Linked DNA regions of Homo sapiens: regions 1 and 2 are each linked to region 3. Evidence: read pairs that join two places in POLR2A ChIA-PET (ENCODE). Cell type or tissue: A673. All regions are shown on one strand. Links, peaks and the distances in the headings refer to the core of each region. The heading gives the core; the rest is flanking DNA.

Evidence for each region. Peaks named below come from ENCODE experiments on the same cell type or tissue, not always from the same donor. Only the 100,000 strongest peaks of a DNase experiment are listed, where the experiment ranks them.
Region 1: POLR2A ChIA-PET joins it to region 3 with 5 read pairs; 1 of 35 experiments calls an interaction of 5 or more read pairs at or near these places.
Region 2: POLR2A ChIA-PET joins it to region 3 with 5 read pairs; 1 of 35 experiments calls an interaction of 5 or more read pairs at or near these places.

The regions. Positions count from the first base shown.
Region 1 is chr20:31,545,365-31,550,226 of GRCh38, forward strand. HM13 (histocompatibility minor 13) reads left to right here. Exons shown (of 13, transcript NM_178581.3): 5 at 3,665-3,750; 6 at 3,843-3,968; 7 at 4,700-4,757. It overlaps MCTS2 (MCTS family member 2), which reads left to right and starts at 2,015. Exons shown (of 1, transcript NM_001397496.1): 1 at 2,015-2,717. The coding sequence starts at 2,140. The coding sequence ends at 2,685. RefSeq lists enhancers at 1,770-2,969, 4,472-4,862. In A673, for the core only: no CTCF peak of the experiment used is centred there; a DNase peak (open chromatin) is centred at 1,987; H3K4me3 peaks cover 2,064 bases; H3K27ac peaks cover 2,467 bases.
Region 2 is chr20:29,495,317-29,500,178 of GRCh38, forward strand. It overlaps the pseudogene FRG1EP. Among named protein-coding and RNA genes, the nearest start is that of FAM242B, 51 kb to the right of the region's middle. In A673, for the core only: no CTCF peak of the experiment used is centred there; a DNase peak (open chromatin) is centred at 2,045; H3K4me3 peaks cover 856 bases.
Region 3 is chr20:30,374,715-30,379,576 of GRCh38, forward strand. It overlaps the pseudogene FRG1BP. Among named protein-coding and RNA genes, the nearest start is that of FAM242A, 15 kb to the left of the region's middle. In A673, for the core only: a CTCF peak has its summit at 2,351 (motif pointing right); a DNase peak (open chromatin) is centred at 2,367; H3K4me3 peaks cover 1,717 bases; H3K27ac peaks cover 973 bases.

The sequences.
Region 1 (4,862 bases), core at 294-4,293, 1.2 Mb after region 3:
TAAGCACTCAAAGTCGGCCTTCATGATTATTTTATTCGTATATATTTTTAGTGTGATCACTGCCTCACCTAAGGTTTGAAAAGGGGGTTCCACAGCTCTTTTTTCAAAAATAAAAACTGGCCAGAAACAGTGTCTCATGCCTGTAATCACAGCAATTTGGGAGGCCAAGACAGGATGATCACTTGAGGCCAGGAATTTGAGACCAGCCTAGGCAACATAGTGAGACCTCATCTCTACAAAAAAATTGTAAAAAAATGCAAACTATGGGGAAGTGTGGAGATCCTGGGATTTGTAGGTTAGTTAGGGTATGGATTCAAATGCTGTAACAAGATTATCAATGCTTGACCAAACAGCAGGTATTTCTTTGTTTTTTGTTTTTTGAGACAGAGTCTTGTTCTGTCACCCAGGGTGGAGTGCAGTGGTGCGATCTCAGCTCACTGAAACCTCAGCCAACTGAGTAATTGAGATTACAGGCGTGTGCTACCACACCCAGCTAATTTTTTTGTATTTTTAGTAGAGATGGAGTTTTGCCATGCTAGCCAGGCTGGTCTCAAACTCCTGACCTCAAGTGATCTGCCCACCTCAGCCTCCCAAAGCGCTAGAATTACAGGCGTGAGTGAGCCACCACGCCCAGCAGGTATTTCTCTTGTATACAATACTGAGCATGTGAAATCTAGCACTTTTTTTTTTTTTTTTTTTTTTCGAGACAGGGTCTCGCTCTGTCGCCCAGGCTGGAGTGCAGCGGCACAATCTTGGCTCACTGCAAGCTCCACCCCCTGGGTTCACGCCATTCTCCTGCCTCAGCCTCCCGAGTAGCTGGGACTACAGGCGCCCGCCACTACGCCCGGCTAATTTTTTTGTATTTTTAGTAGAGACGGGGTTTCACCGTGTTAGGATGGTCTCCATCCCCTGACCTCTTGATTCGCCTCCCAAAGTGCTAGGATTACAGGCGTGAGCCACCGCGCCCGGCCGTAGCACTCTCTCTTACTGGTGCCTAGCACATGCTGCCTTGTCCCTAATCGGCAGCAATTTTATGTGATTGCTTTGTGCATCTCTAAGGAACCTCTGTTAAACAATTGTTGATTTTTTTTTTTTAAAGACTGAGCTTGGGCCAGGTGAGATGGCTCACGCCTCCCAGCACTTTGGGAGGCTGAGGCAGGCGGATGACTTGAGATCAGGAGTTCCAGACCAGCCTGGCCATCACGGCGAAACCCCGTCTCTACTAAAAACACAAAAAAAATTAGCCAGGCATGGTGGCGTGTACCTGTAATCCTAGCTACTCGGGAGGCTGAGGCAGGAGAATCGCTTTAACCTGGGAAGGCGGAGGTTGCAGTGAGCCGAAATCGCGCCACTGCACTCCAGCCAGGGCGACAGAGTGAGACCCTGTCTCAAAAAAAAAAAAAAAAGACTAAGCTTGGCCAGGCGCGGTGGCTCATGCCTGTAATCCCAACACTTTGGGAGGCTGATGCAGGAGGGTCACTTGAGCCCTGGAGTTCGAGGCTGCAGTAAGCCACGGTCAGTGCACTCCAGCCTGGGCGACAGAGCAAGACCCCGTCTAAAAAAATAAATAAATAAAACAGTAAAAAGGCTAGGCTTATACCACAGTCTTCAAGGTCCCAGGCCCTCTCTATCTCATGCTCCGCCATATACAGCACTGGCCCTCGGGTCAGGATAGTGTCATCACTCCACTGTCCAGCCAGAAGGAAGGAGAGGCATCCATATTCCCTGTCCATTTAGCTATAAGAGAAGCTGGAAAATGGCCGTGAGTCGGTCTCGTGTCCAGTTAGAACTAACTCATCAGGGTGCGCATCTGCAGTCTTCTGTTCCGGCAAGGAGAAAGCATTCGTATCATTTCTAGCTTGTCAAGCCCTACTGTTTCAGCGATCCTCATTGGAGAGGAATCAGCAGTCGAAGGAACAGCGGGCCAAGCGCAGTCGTGACGTGGCGTTCAGAGAGCGGAAGTTGTCAGATTTCACCGGGCCGTAAAGCGCGCTGGCTGTGTCATCTTCCGGTTAGCGACAACGGCTCTGACCGTCTGGCAGGCCGCGTGGCGCCCGCGCCGGCCTTCCTGCAGGGGACTCCACCGGAGCCTTGCCAATTCCGTTTGTTTCCCTGTTGTCGCCCGCTTCACCCTGGATCATGTTCAAGAAGTTTGATGAAAAGGAAAGTGTGTCCAACTGCATCCAGTTGAAAACGTCAGTTATTAAGGGCATTAAGAGCCAACTGGTAGAGCAATTTCCAGGTATTGAACCATGGCTTAATCAAATCATGCCTAAGAAAGATCCTGTCAAAATAGTCCGATGCCACGAACATACAGAAATCCTTACCGTAAGTGGGGAATTATTGTTTTTTAGACAAAGAAAGGGGCCTTTTTGTCCAACTCTAAGGTTGCTTCACAAATACCCTTTTATCCTGCCACACCAGCAGGTTGATAAAGGAGCTATCAAATTTGTACTCAGTGGCGCAAATATTATGTGTCCAGGTTTAACTTCTCCTGGAGCTAAGCTGTACCCTGCTGCAGTAGATACGATTGTAGCAGTCACAGCGGAAGGAAAACAGCATGCTCTGTGTGTTGGGGTCATGAAGATGTCTGCAGAAGATATTGAGAAAGTCAACAAAGGAATTGGCATTGAAAATATCCATTATTTAAATGATGGGCTGTGGCACATGAAGACATATAAATGAGCCTCAGAAGGAATGCATTTGGGGGGCTAAATGTGGATATTGATTGTGTCGTATGTGTGTTTGTGTCTGTGTGTGACAGCGTGAATACAATGCCTCTGTGGTTATGCTAAATAAGTTTAACAGATACTTTATAGAAAACAAATCAGGGTGCTCTTACCACAGATGAAAAAACAAATTAGGGGACAAGCAGCAAGCAGTCTGCTAACACTCTGGAATGTGAAAGGAGTGTCTGGACTCTGTGACTCCCGGCAAACTCCACAGCCTCTAGTTGTCTTCTTAGGAAGCTTGGAAGCAATTGAGAATGGTCTAACATCAAGATGTCTACCACAGGGCCCCCCACAAAAGCAGCCTCGGGGACTCCGGCCTTTCCTTGAGACCTGCATCTCTTCCCTTCTTCATCGCCTGCTAGTGAACTGAGGCTGCCGCTAACCTTCTTCATCCTTTGGTGGCAAAGTAGAAAGATTCCAGAATTAACTCGACCTTTCTAAAGACCTGGGCTCAGAGGCAGCTGGCACTGACTGAGCACCCACTATGTGCCAGGCACTGTGCTGAATGCATTGTAAGGACTGTCTTACTTATTCCCCCACAGCAGCCCTAAGAAGGGGTGCTGTTATCCCCTTTTTACAGATAAGAAAACTGAAGCTCAGAGAGGGCACTGCCTTCCCCAAGGTCACCCAGCTACAAGTAACAAAGCCTGTGCTTCTAACACCAAAGACCACTTCCCGCTGACACTGTGCCAGGCTTGTAAGTCTCTCTCTGGGCCTCCATTCCCTCCTGTAGGAAATTGGAGGGGTTGGGGTGGCTCCAGTGAGCTCTCCCCTTCTGAAACTCATACTAATCTGGGGCAGCCAAGGCTTAGCCCCGCCAGCCTGTGAACCTCTCACAGTGCCCACAGCCATGCCCTCCTCCGTCCAGGGGCTGACAGGTGGGAGGGGTAGCCCTGCCTCAGGGAGTGGACTTACCTGGCCTCTCTGCTCAGAGATCATCAATTATGAATTTGACACCAAGGACCTGGTGTGCCTGGGCCTGAGCAGCATCGTTGGCGTCTGGTACCTGCTGAGGAAGGTGAGTAGTCAGGACCTGGGCAGAAGGGGAGGATGGGGTTGACAGGGCAGGGTGGGTCACAGCAAGCTGGTCTCACTCCCCGCTTTCCTCAGCACTGGATTGCCAACAACCTTTTTGGCCTGGCCTTCTCCCTTAATGGAGTAGAGCTCCTGCACCTCAACAATGTCAGCACTGGCTGCATCCTGCTGGGCGGACTCTTCATCTACGATGTCTTCTGGGTGAGTCAGGCAGGGATGCCAAGGATGTCTGGCTCCGGGGCCATCTCATCTCATCACCCTGCCTCTCTGGCCCAAGTTGCAGTCATCTGACGGAGAAGAGCTGTTTTGGGCTGAAGTTCCGGACCGCAGAGCAAGTCCTCTCTGGGCCCATCTGTGAGATGGAGCCAGAGAGAGCAGATTCTACCTCTTTCTGAGAGCACACTCATGCCCGGTGCCTTCCGACCACCTGCCTCTCTTCCTTGCTAGCAGGGGTGTTACCTAATCCCATGTCTCCTTGGCAAGGGAGTTGAGACTCAAAGAAGTTCAGGTAGGGGTGGAAGAATGTTGATGAATGGGCCCAGCAAGGGCATTCACATTCACTCTGAGAGGCATCACAGAGGGACTGACGTCAGCCTGACTCAGGTACCCTTTTCCTGGCCCCAGGCAGCCTCTTCCCCTCTCAAGTGGGTAGCGCTGGGGGACTTTATCACTTGGGAGGAACAGAACTGTGAACAAACATAGGCTGCCTGGCTTGGGCCATCAGAGGTCTTTTCTATACTCCCTCGAATTTCCCCTTTGTTGCCCAGAACCAGTATCAGTGGCCACCTCACCTCAGCTTCAGATCTGCACTGGAGCCCCTCCCAGCTCCCCTCAGATCCCAGGCAGCAGCACATCTAGAAGCCCAGGGACAGCCATTCTTCCCCCCACAGCCCCTCACTTCCCTTCATACTGCTCTTTTTTTCTCCTTCTAGGTATTTGGCACCAATGTGATGGTGACAGTGGCCAAGTCCTTCGAGGCACCAATAAAATGTAAGTGACCACCCTGCCACAGGGAACCCCTTCCCCCACCCCTGCCGGGCCATGCCCCCACAGCCCGTTTCAGTCAGTGCATCTCCCTATCTCTTCCCCATGTAC
Region 2 (4,862 bases), core at 294-4,293, 880 kb before region 3:
TATGTATCTTCACGCATTGCTGGTGGAAATGTAAAATGGTGCAACATCTACAGGAAATAGTTTGGGGTTCCTCAAAAAGTTAAAGACTTACCATATGACCCAGCAATTTTACTCCTAAGTATGTATACCCAAGGGAAATGAAAACATACACCCACAAAAATACTTACGTAAGACTATTCACACTAGCATTAGTCACAATAGTCAAAAAGGGGAAACAACCTAAATGTTCATCAACTGATGAATGGATGAACAAAATGTTACATCCATACAATGGAATACTACATAGCCATAAAAAGGAACAAGTGGTACAACAATGATGGACCTCAAGAATGTTATAAGTGAAAGAAGACTGATACAAAAGGTCACATGTTGCATGATTTCTTAGGAAATATTCAGAATAGGCAATTTCACATAGATAGCAGACTAGTGGTTGCCAAGGACTAGGAGAGAGGGAGGATGGGATGTGACTGCTTTAATGGGTAGGAAGAGATTTCCTTCTGAGATGACGAAAATGTTGAGCAACTAGACAGTGGTGAACCTCTTGAATATGTACTAAAAACCACTGACTGTACAAAAGGGTGAATTTCATAATTATGAATTACATCGCAATAAAAAAATAAAAACCCAGGAGCGATTTGAAAAAAGTTAATGTGCAAAGTGCCTACAACAATTTCTTGGCGCATTGAAAGTGCTATATAAGCATTAATTATGATTATTACGATAATCTTAAGACACTCTTGTCTCCATTTTCATCATAAAGTTTTCAGAAGATAACTCACCACTCCTCACAGGAAATTCACAGAGTAAAAATCTCACATTCATTCAGGATATACCTGCCATTTATTCTGGCATCTTCATGAGGCCAGACTCCTCGAGAGGGTTCTCAAGGGCAGTGGCTTCAGCTCACTCCTTGATACTTTCTTTCCATCTCGCCTAACAATATCAAAACCTCTGTTTATCACGGAGACCAGGAGGAAATGCTCAATATTTGTATGTACAGTCAACCTCAGGCAAATCTGCCAGTTAAAAAAGAAGCGGGGATATGAATGCACAGGTATTTTTCTCCTAAAGAGCTAATAAATTACCACTACGACCTCCTCCTCACATTTGGCTCAATTTATTTACTGCATATACGTTCTCTAATTTAATCCTCACAGTCTTCTAAAGGTATAAAAAATGGTCTGAAAGTATAAATGTGTAAACGGAGGTTTAAAGATACTTGATCTCTTAATGAGTAAATGGAAGTTCAGACATATTAACCAATTTGCCACAAATTACAAAATTAGTAAATGACGGAGTGCAGGTTCCAGCCCATATCCCTATCAAAGCCTATATACACCTCAACCACTGTGTGATTCATCCTGGTTTCACTCTACATACTAGCTTAGAAAAAAATAATCAATAATTTTTCCAGGAAGAGACAATGGAGAAAAGAATAATCCCTAGTAAAGGAAGTTATTATCATGAACTACAAGATCAGACAAACGCAGACCCACCAGGCAGAGGCCGGGAGAGATGCCTCAGCGGACCCAAACTCGTGGGTACGGGGCCACGGGTCACCCGCCCATCTATCCTGTTAACAGGGTCGTCCGCGCGGGAGGCTGCCCCTCTCTGCACAGGCGCCAGGAACCGCGGTCCAGCCTCCGTCCAGCCCAGACAGGGTCAGGGCGAAACCTGGGAGGCCGCGAAACCTGGGAGGCCACGAAGCCTGCTCTCCGCACCACGGCTTCCACCGGATTCGCGGGGGTGGAGTGCATCCGAAAAGAACTGAGGAGGCTCCCGCTGGAGCTGCAGGACCCAGCTCTTCGCCTTGGTTCCCTTGAGCACAAGCTTGGTAGACTTCACATAAGAGTACTAGGCCATGGCTCCGGGAGACTTCTGTGCGGAGAGGCTGAAGCCGGCTCAGGACGAGTGTGTGACCTGGAGCAGCACCAGGGCGGGGAGGAAAAGAAGTTGAGGCAAAGTAAACACTCCCTGACAGCGTAAGTCTGTCCAGAACCCGCCTTCGTCTTTACCCAAACGCTGAATGGCTGAGATTTCCACTTCCGGGTTTCTGCCAGGGAGCTACCGCGGCCGCAGAGGGCCGAAAGGTGTCCGCACGCATCTGCTCCCTCGTTTCCTCTCGAGGAGCCCCTGAGGATTTGTGCCTCCCAGAAGTGGGGAAAGCTCGCCCAAGGCGCCGGTGCTGACGGTGGCGGGACTGCCGGGCTCGCTGTGGAACCGCCTCCCGCTAGAGCTGCGGGCTGGTGACGGTCCCCGCGGGGGCGGGAAGCGGCTTAGGCTGCCCTCGCCGGCCTGCGGCGGCGAGTCTGGAAGCGCGGTCCACTCGTGCGCGGGTCACTCGGGGCTGTGCCTCGCGCGACTGTGTGTGCAGGAAACAAGCAGGAAATACCCTAAAATAGAATGAAGTGCCATGTTGAGGGCCGCGGACGTCGCGAGTGCTGTGGGAATGTGGGCTAAGGTGGAGAGTTATGGTGGCGCGTGTTACAGGCTCAGGGGTCAGGAAGAAGCCTAATCGTGGAGGCGGCATCTGAGGAGGGTCTTGAACGCTGGGCAGGCTTTTGCCCGATAGAGATGGAGGAAGCTAGTCCTGTCTGCTGGAGGAAACAGGGCAGAGGCGAGGAGGGAGCCGTGCAGCGCTGGTGTGAGGAGCCGCGAGCAGGCCAGGCCTGTAAAGCAGAGTGATGGGAACCAGGATAGAGAAGGCAAATCGGAGTCCTGTGGTCGCTGAAGAATTTGAATGAAATCAGTAAACAGGTGACAGGGATCCATCGCAAGAGCATGGGATGAAACGAGGAGTAGTCCACGGTGATTCCTCCGCAGCGATGGGTATTATTAATCGCTTATGTGACACCAAAACGGTGGGTATTATTGATAACGTATGTGACACCAAAACCACCCCACTCAAGTTGTGGCTCTTTCCCTAAAGTAGAAAACAGAGACCAGTTGGGTTCCAAGCATCCACGAAGATCTTACTAAATTTGTGATCCCCAGTGGCACCATGGAGTCAGGATTGGCTCATCTCAAACCTGACTCAGAAACAAAACCATCTCAATGTGCAGAGATTAGCGTCCTTACCCGCTATCATATTTTCTGGTGTTTTCACAGTGCTGCGCTTCCTAATCCCCATTCCACCACAATCCACATGCCATGATGCCCAGAGGCATTAACAAAGGAGACACACAGGGGCTCCTCACGTTGGCTTTCCATGGTTTTGATGAAAATCTGTTTCCTCATCTCATACAATGTGGTTAGTAATAGTATCATTTAGAGTTGAAGAATTAAATGGTACGAATTATATAGGGTGCTTATTATAACCTACATGGAAAATGCCTAGGATATGTTAGCTATGCTCATCACCAACATCGTTATATGATGGTAATAATCAGATAGTTAGGAAGGGCGACGCCAAGAAAATGGATACATGCTCTGAGGGAATGAATGTGGAGAGATCAGAAGGTCAAGAACAAAGCCGTACAACATGTCTGCAGTAAAGGGATAGAGAAAAGAAAGGCTATAAAAGAAGGAATGAAACAAAGTTAGAGTAAAATTATAAAATCAAAGCTAAGGACAATTTCCAGAAAGGGTAATATCATTTAATATCATAGAAGTTTAGGAGCACAAGATGGAAAAATGGCCTGTGGGTAACTGACATTGAGGCGGTCTTTAGGGAAACTCCATTTCCGATAGAGAAGTAGACAGAAAGTCAGCTTGAAGCAGGGACTAGGTGAAGAAGCTGTTGGCTGGTCGCATGGGGAAATAAATAAGGGATCGCATATGCCATATTTCTGGGTTTCTTTCTTTCTTGCCCAGCCTCTATATATGCCTAGAGTTTGGCGAAAACTTACAAAAAATAAAAATGAAACCAATTTCGTTTGTAGACTCAAATACAATGCTTTGTGTTAGAATCAAGATAAATTCATGCCTCTTCCTTCTATTGTCACCATCAGTTTTGAAATTAAACATGAGCTTTTCTTCTTCATTAAAATCATTTTCAACTCCTTCCAGGTGTTGGTGGTTTGGGGCGTTACATAAGCAGTCAGGTCTTGATGAGTAGAGGAGGAGGGAACAAACACTTTCAGCAAAGAGAGAATTCTGAAATTCTGCTCATATTTTTCTCCAGTAACTTTCCTATGTTTGTGAGGATGTTCAGTCATAAAGATCCTAGTGAAATTTTTTTCAAGCTTGACTAATCTTAATCACTGTGGACGTTTGTTTAAAATGTGTATTCCCAGGCCTCACACCTGCTGATTCTGATTCAGGAGATCACGGATGGGACTCAGAATACATGTGTTTGAGAAGTACCACAAGTGGTTCTTATGGTCAGGCAAATTTGGGAATCTAACCAGAAATTTATGTTTTTATGACTGGCAGCTAGAAAAGATTCCTAGAGTCTTTGCTTTTTGAAAATAAAATATTTCTTTTTTAAAAGGAAAATTGTATGACTAGATACAACATTTATACATGTGGCACATGTACTATACTGTGTGCTTTTGTCATATTTACAGTTAAAGATGTGTAAGAACACTCTGAGAAAAATTATATATTAAATGCAAAGAGGGGTAAGTCAGGGTGGGGGAGAAATGGGAAGGGTGTGCTTATTGTTGCTAAAAGGTAGAAAAGCCAGAATGATAGCCATCTAAGGTTGCAAATAGCACATTGTAAGTTGAGGGAGCTTCACAATCATGTCTGAAACCTTCTTTGATATACTGAGTTGTAAACAGTGGCTTTGGACAAGATTTGAGGGAGAAACAAACCATGCTTTAAAGTGTTCATTTAAAAGGCTTTAATTAAAGGAAAGTCTTTGTATTTACTTGAGCTAATTTAACTTCAGGACTTTAACAAATTACTAGCCCTTAACC
Region 3 (4,862 bases), core at 391-4,390:
ACACAGTATAGTACATGTGCCACATGTATAAATGTTGTATCTATTCATACAATTTTCCTTTTAAAAAAGAAATATTTTATTTTCAAAAAGCAAAGACTCTAGGAATCTTTTCTAGCTGCCAGTCATAAAAACATAAATTTCTGGTTAGATTCCAAAATTTGCCTGACCATAAGAAACACTTGTGGTACTTGTCAAACACATGTATTCTGAGTCCCATCCGTGATCTCCTGAATCAGAATCAGCAGGTGAGAAGCCTGGGAATACACATTTTAAACAAACGTCCACAGTGATTATGATTAGTCAAGCTTGAAAAAAATTTCACTAGGATCTTTATGACTGAATAACCTCACAAACATAGGAAAGTTACTGGAGAAAAATACGAGCAGAATTTCAGAATTCTGCCTTTGCTGAAAGTGTTTGTTCCCTCCTCCTCTACTCATCAAGACCTGACTGCTTATGTAACTCCCCCAAACCACCAACACCTGGGAGGAGTTGAAAATGATTTTAATGAAGAAGAAAAGCTGATGTTTAATTTCAAAACTGACGGTGACAATAGAAGGGAGAGGCATGAATTTATCTTGATTCTAACACGAAGCATTGTATTTCAGTCAACAAACGAAATTGGTTTCATTTTTATTTTTTGTAAGTTTTCGCCAAACTCTATGCATATATAGAGGCTGGGCAAGAAAGAAATCCAGAAATATGGCATATGCCATCCCTTATTTATTTCCCCATGCGACCAGCCAACAGCTTCTTCACCTAGTCCCTGCTTCAAGCTGACTTTGTGTCTACTTCTCTATCGGAAATGGAGCTTCCCTAAAGACTGCCTCAATGTCAGTTACCCAGAGGCCTTTTTTCCATCTTGTGCTCCTAAACTTCTATGATATTAAATGATATTACCCTTTCTGGAAATTCTCCTTAGCTTTGATTTTATAATTTTACTCTAACTGTTTAATTCCTTCTTTTATAGCCTTTCTTTTCTCTATCCCTTTACTGCAGACATGTTGTACGGCTTTGTTCTTGACCTTCTGATCTCTCCACATTCATTCCCTCAGAGCATGTATCCATTTTCTTGGTGTCGGCCTTCCTGACTATCTGATTATTACCATCATATAACGATGTTGGTGATGAGCATAGCTAACATATCCTAGGCATTTTCCATGTAGGTTATAATAAGCACTCTATATAATTTGTACCATTTAATTCTTCAACCCTAAATGATACTATTACGAACCACATTGTATGAGATGAGGAAACTGAGATTTTCATCAAAACCATGGAAAGCCAACGTGAGGAGCCCCTGTGTGTCTCCTTTGTTAATGCCTCTGGGCATCATGGCATGTGGATTGCCCTAGAATGGGGATTAGGAAGCGCAGCACTGTGAAAACACCAGAAAATACGTTATGATAGCGGGTAAGGACGCTCATCTCCGCACATTGAGATGGTTTTATTTCTGAGTCAGGTTTGAAATGAGCCAATCCTGACTCCATGGTGCCACCAGGGATCACGAATTTAATAAGATCTTTGTGGATGCTTGGAACCCAACTGGTCTCTGTTTTCTACTTTAGGGAAAGAGCCACAGCTTGAGTGGGGTGGTTTTGGTGTCACATACGCTATCAATAATACCCACCGTTTTGGTGTCACATGTGCGATTAATAATACCCACCGCTGCAGAGGGATCACCGTGGACTACTCCTCGTTTCATCCCATGCTCTTGCGATGGATCCCTCTCACCTGTTTAATGATTTCATTCAAATTCTTCAGCGACCGCAGGACCCCGATTTGCCTTCTCTATCCTGGTTCCCATCACTCTGCTTTACAGGCCTGGCCTGCTCGCGGCTCCTCACACCAGCACTGCGCATCTCCCTCCACGCCTCTGCCCTGTTTCCTCCATCAGACAGGACTAGCTTCCTCCATCTCTATCGGGCAAAAGCCTGCCCAGCGTTCAAGACCCTCCTCAGATGCCGCCTCCAGGATTAGGCTTCTTCCTGACCCCTGAGCCTGTAACACGCGCCACCATAACTCTCCACCTCCGCCCACATTCCCACAGCACTCGCGACATCCGCGGGCCTCAACATGTCTCTTCATTCCATTTTAGGGTATTTCCTGTTTGTTTCCTGCACACACAGTCGCGCGAGGCACAGCCCTGAGTGACCTGCGCGGGAGTGGCCCGCGCTTCAAGATGCGCCGCCGCAGGCCGGGGAGGGCAGCCTGAGCCGCTTCCCGCCCCCGCGGGGACCGTCGCCAGCCCGCATCTCTAGCGAGAGGAGGTTCCACAGCGCGCCCGGCAGCCCCGCCACCGTCAGCACCTGCGCCTCGGGCGGGCTTTCCCCACCTCTGGGAGGCACGAATCCTCAGGGGCTCCTCGAGAGGGCGCCAGGGAGCAGATGCATGCGGACACCTTTCGGCCCTCTGCAGCCGCCGTAGCTCCTCCCTCACGCCCCGCCCCCCCCCCCCCTCCCGGCAGAAACCTGGAAGTGGAAATCTCGGGCATTCACCGTTTGGGTGAAGACGGAGGCGGGTTCTGGACAGACGTAGGCTGTCAGGGAGTGTTTACTTCGCCTCCACTTCTGTTCCTCCCTGCCCTGGTGCTGCTCCAGGTCACATACTCGTCCTGAGCCGGCTTCAGCCTGTCCGCGCAGAAGTCTCCCGGAGCCATGGCCTAGTACTCTTATGTGAAGTCTAGCAAGCTCGTGCTCAAGGGAACCGAGGTGAAGAGCTGGGTCCTGCAGCTCTGGTGGGAGCCTCCTCAGTTCTTTTCGGATGCACTCCACCCCCGCGAATCCGGTGGAAGCCGTGGTGCAGAGAGCCGGCTTTGTGGCCTCCCAGGCTTCGCTCTGACCCTGTCTGGGCTGGACGGAGGCCGGACCGCGGTTCCTGGCGCCTGTGCAGAGAGGGGCAGCCTCCCGTGCTGACGACCCTGGAAACAGGATAGACGGGCGGGTGACCCGTGGCCCCGTACCCACGAGTTTGGGTCCCCTGAGGCATCTCTCCAGGCCTCTGCCTGGTGGGTCTGCGTTAGTCTGATCTTGTAGTTCATTATAATAACTTCCTTTATTAGGGATTATTCTTTTCTCCATTGTCTCTTCCTGGAAAAATTATTGATTAATTTTTTTCTAAGCTAATATGTAGAGTGAAACCGGGATGAATCACACAGTGGTTGAGGTGTATATGGGCTTTGATAGGGATATGGGTTGGAACCTGCACTCTGTCATTTACTAATTTTGTAATTTGTGGCAAATTGGTTAATATGTCTGAACTTCCATTTACTCATTAAGAGATCAAGTATCTTTGAACCTCCGTTTACACATTTAAACTTTTAGACCATTTTTTATACCTTTAGAATACTGTGAGGATTAAATGAGAGAACATACATGCAGTAAATAAATTAAGCCAAATGTGAGGAGGAGGTCGTAGTGGTAATTTATTAGCTCTTTAGGAGAAAAATACCTGTGCATTCATATCCCCGCTTCTTTTTTAACTGGCAGATTTGCCTGAGGTTGACTGTACATACAAATATTGAGCATTTCCTCCTGGCCTCCGTGATAAACAGGGGTTTTGATATTGTTAGGCGAGATGGAAAGAAAGTATCAAGGAGTGAGCTGAAGCCACTGCCCTTGAGAACCCTCTCGAGGAGTCTGGCCTCATGAAGATGCCAGAATAAGTGGCAGGTATATCCTGAATGAATGTGAGATTTTTACTATGTGAAATGCCTGTGAGGAGTGGTGAGTTATCTTCTGAAAACTTTATGATGAAAATGCAGACAAGAGTGTCTTAAGATTATCGTAATAATCATAATTAATGCTTATATAGCACTTTCAATGCGCCAAGAAATTGTTGTAGGCACTTTGCACATTAACTTTCTTCAAATTGCTCTTGGGTTTTTATTTTTTTATTGCGATGTAATTCATAATTATAAAATTCACCCTTTTGTACAGTCAGTGGTTTTTATTATATATTCAAGAGGTTCACCACTGTCTAGTTGCTCAGCATTTTCATCATCTCAGAAGGAAATCTCTTCCTAACCATTAAAGCAGTCACATCCCATCTTCCCCCTCTCCTAGTCCTTGGCAACCACTAGTCTGCTATCTATGTGAAATTGCCTATTCTGAATATTTCCTAAGAAATCATGCAACATGTGGCCTTTTGTATCTGGCTTCTTTCACTTATAACATTCTTGAGGTCCATCAGTTTTGTAGCACTTGTTCCTTTTTATGGCTGCGTAGTAGTCCATTGTATGGATGTAATATTTTGTTCATCCATTCATCAGTTGATGAACATTTAGATTGTTTCCCCTTTTTGACTATTGTGACTAATACTAGTGTGAATATTCTTATGTAAGTATTTTTGTGGGTGTATGTTTTCATTTCCCTTGGGTATACATACTTAGGAGTAAAATTGCTGGGTCATATGGTAACTCTTTAACTTTTTGAGGAACGCCAAACTGTTTCCTGTAGATGCTGCACCATTTTACATTTCCACCAGCAATGTGTGAAGATACATATTACCTCTTAATCCTCACAATAGCCTTAAGAGTTAAGTTGTTATCCTAATTTTTTAAGTGGGGAAACTGACTCACAGAGAGATTCAGTACCTTTTCCCAAAATCACAGAGCTAAGAAGTGACAGAATCAGGATTTAAAATCTGGCAGTGTGGCTCTACAATCTGCTTTGAACTTTAACATAATATGTACAAAGCCTGAAGCAAATTCTCAGTACTGTATTTAAGAGGGCATAGCAATGTAAGTCTTCCTAAATCAATAATTTATAAATGAAACAACTTAAAAGACTTCCAAGTTTCAATCTTACGATATTGATTTATCACACAAATCAATATACTTAAACTCATCTATATAAATTATG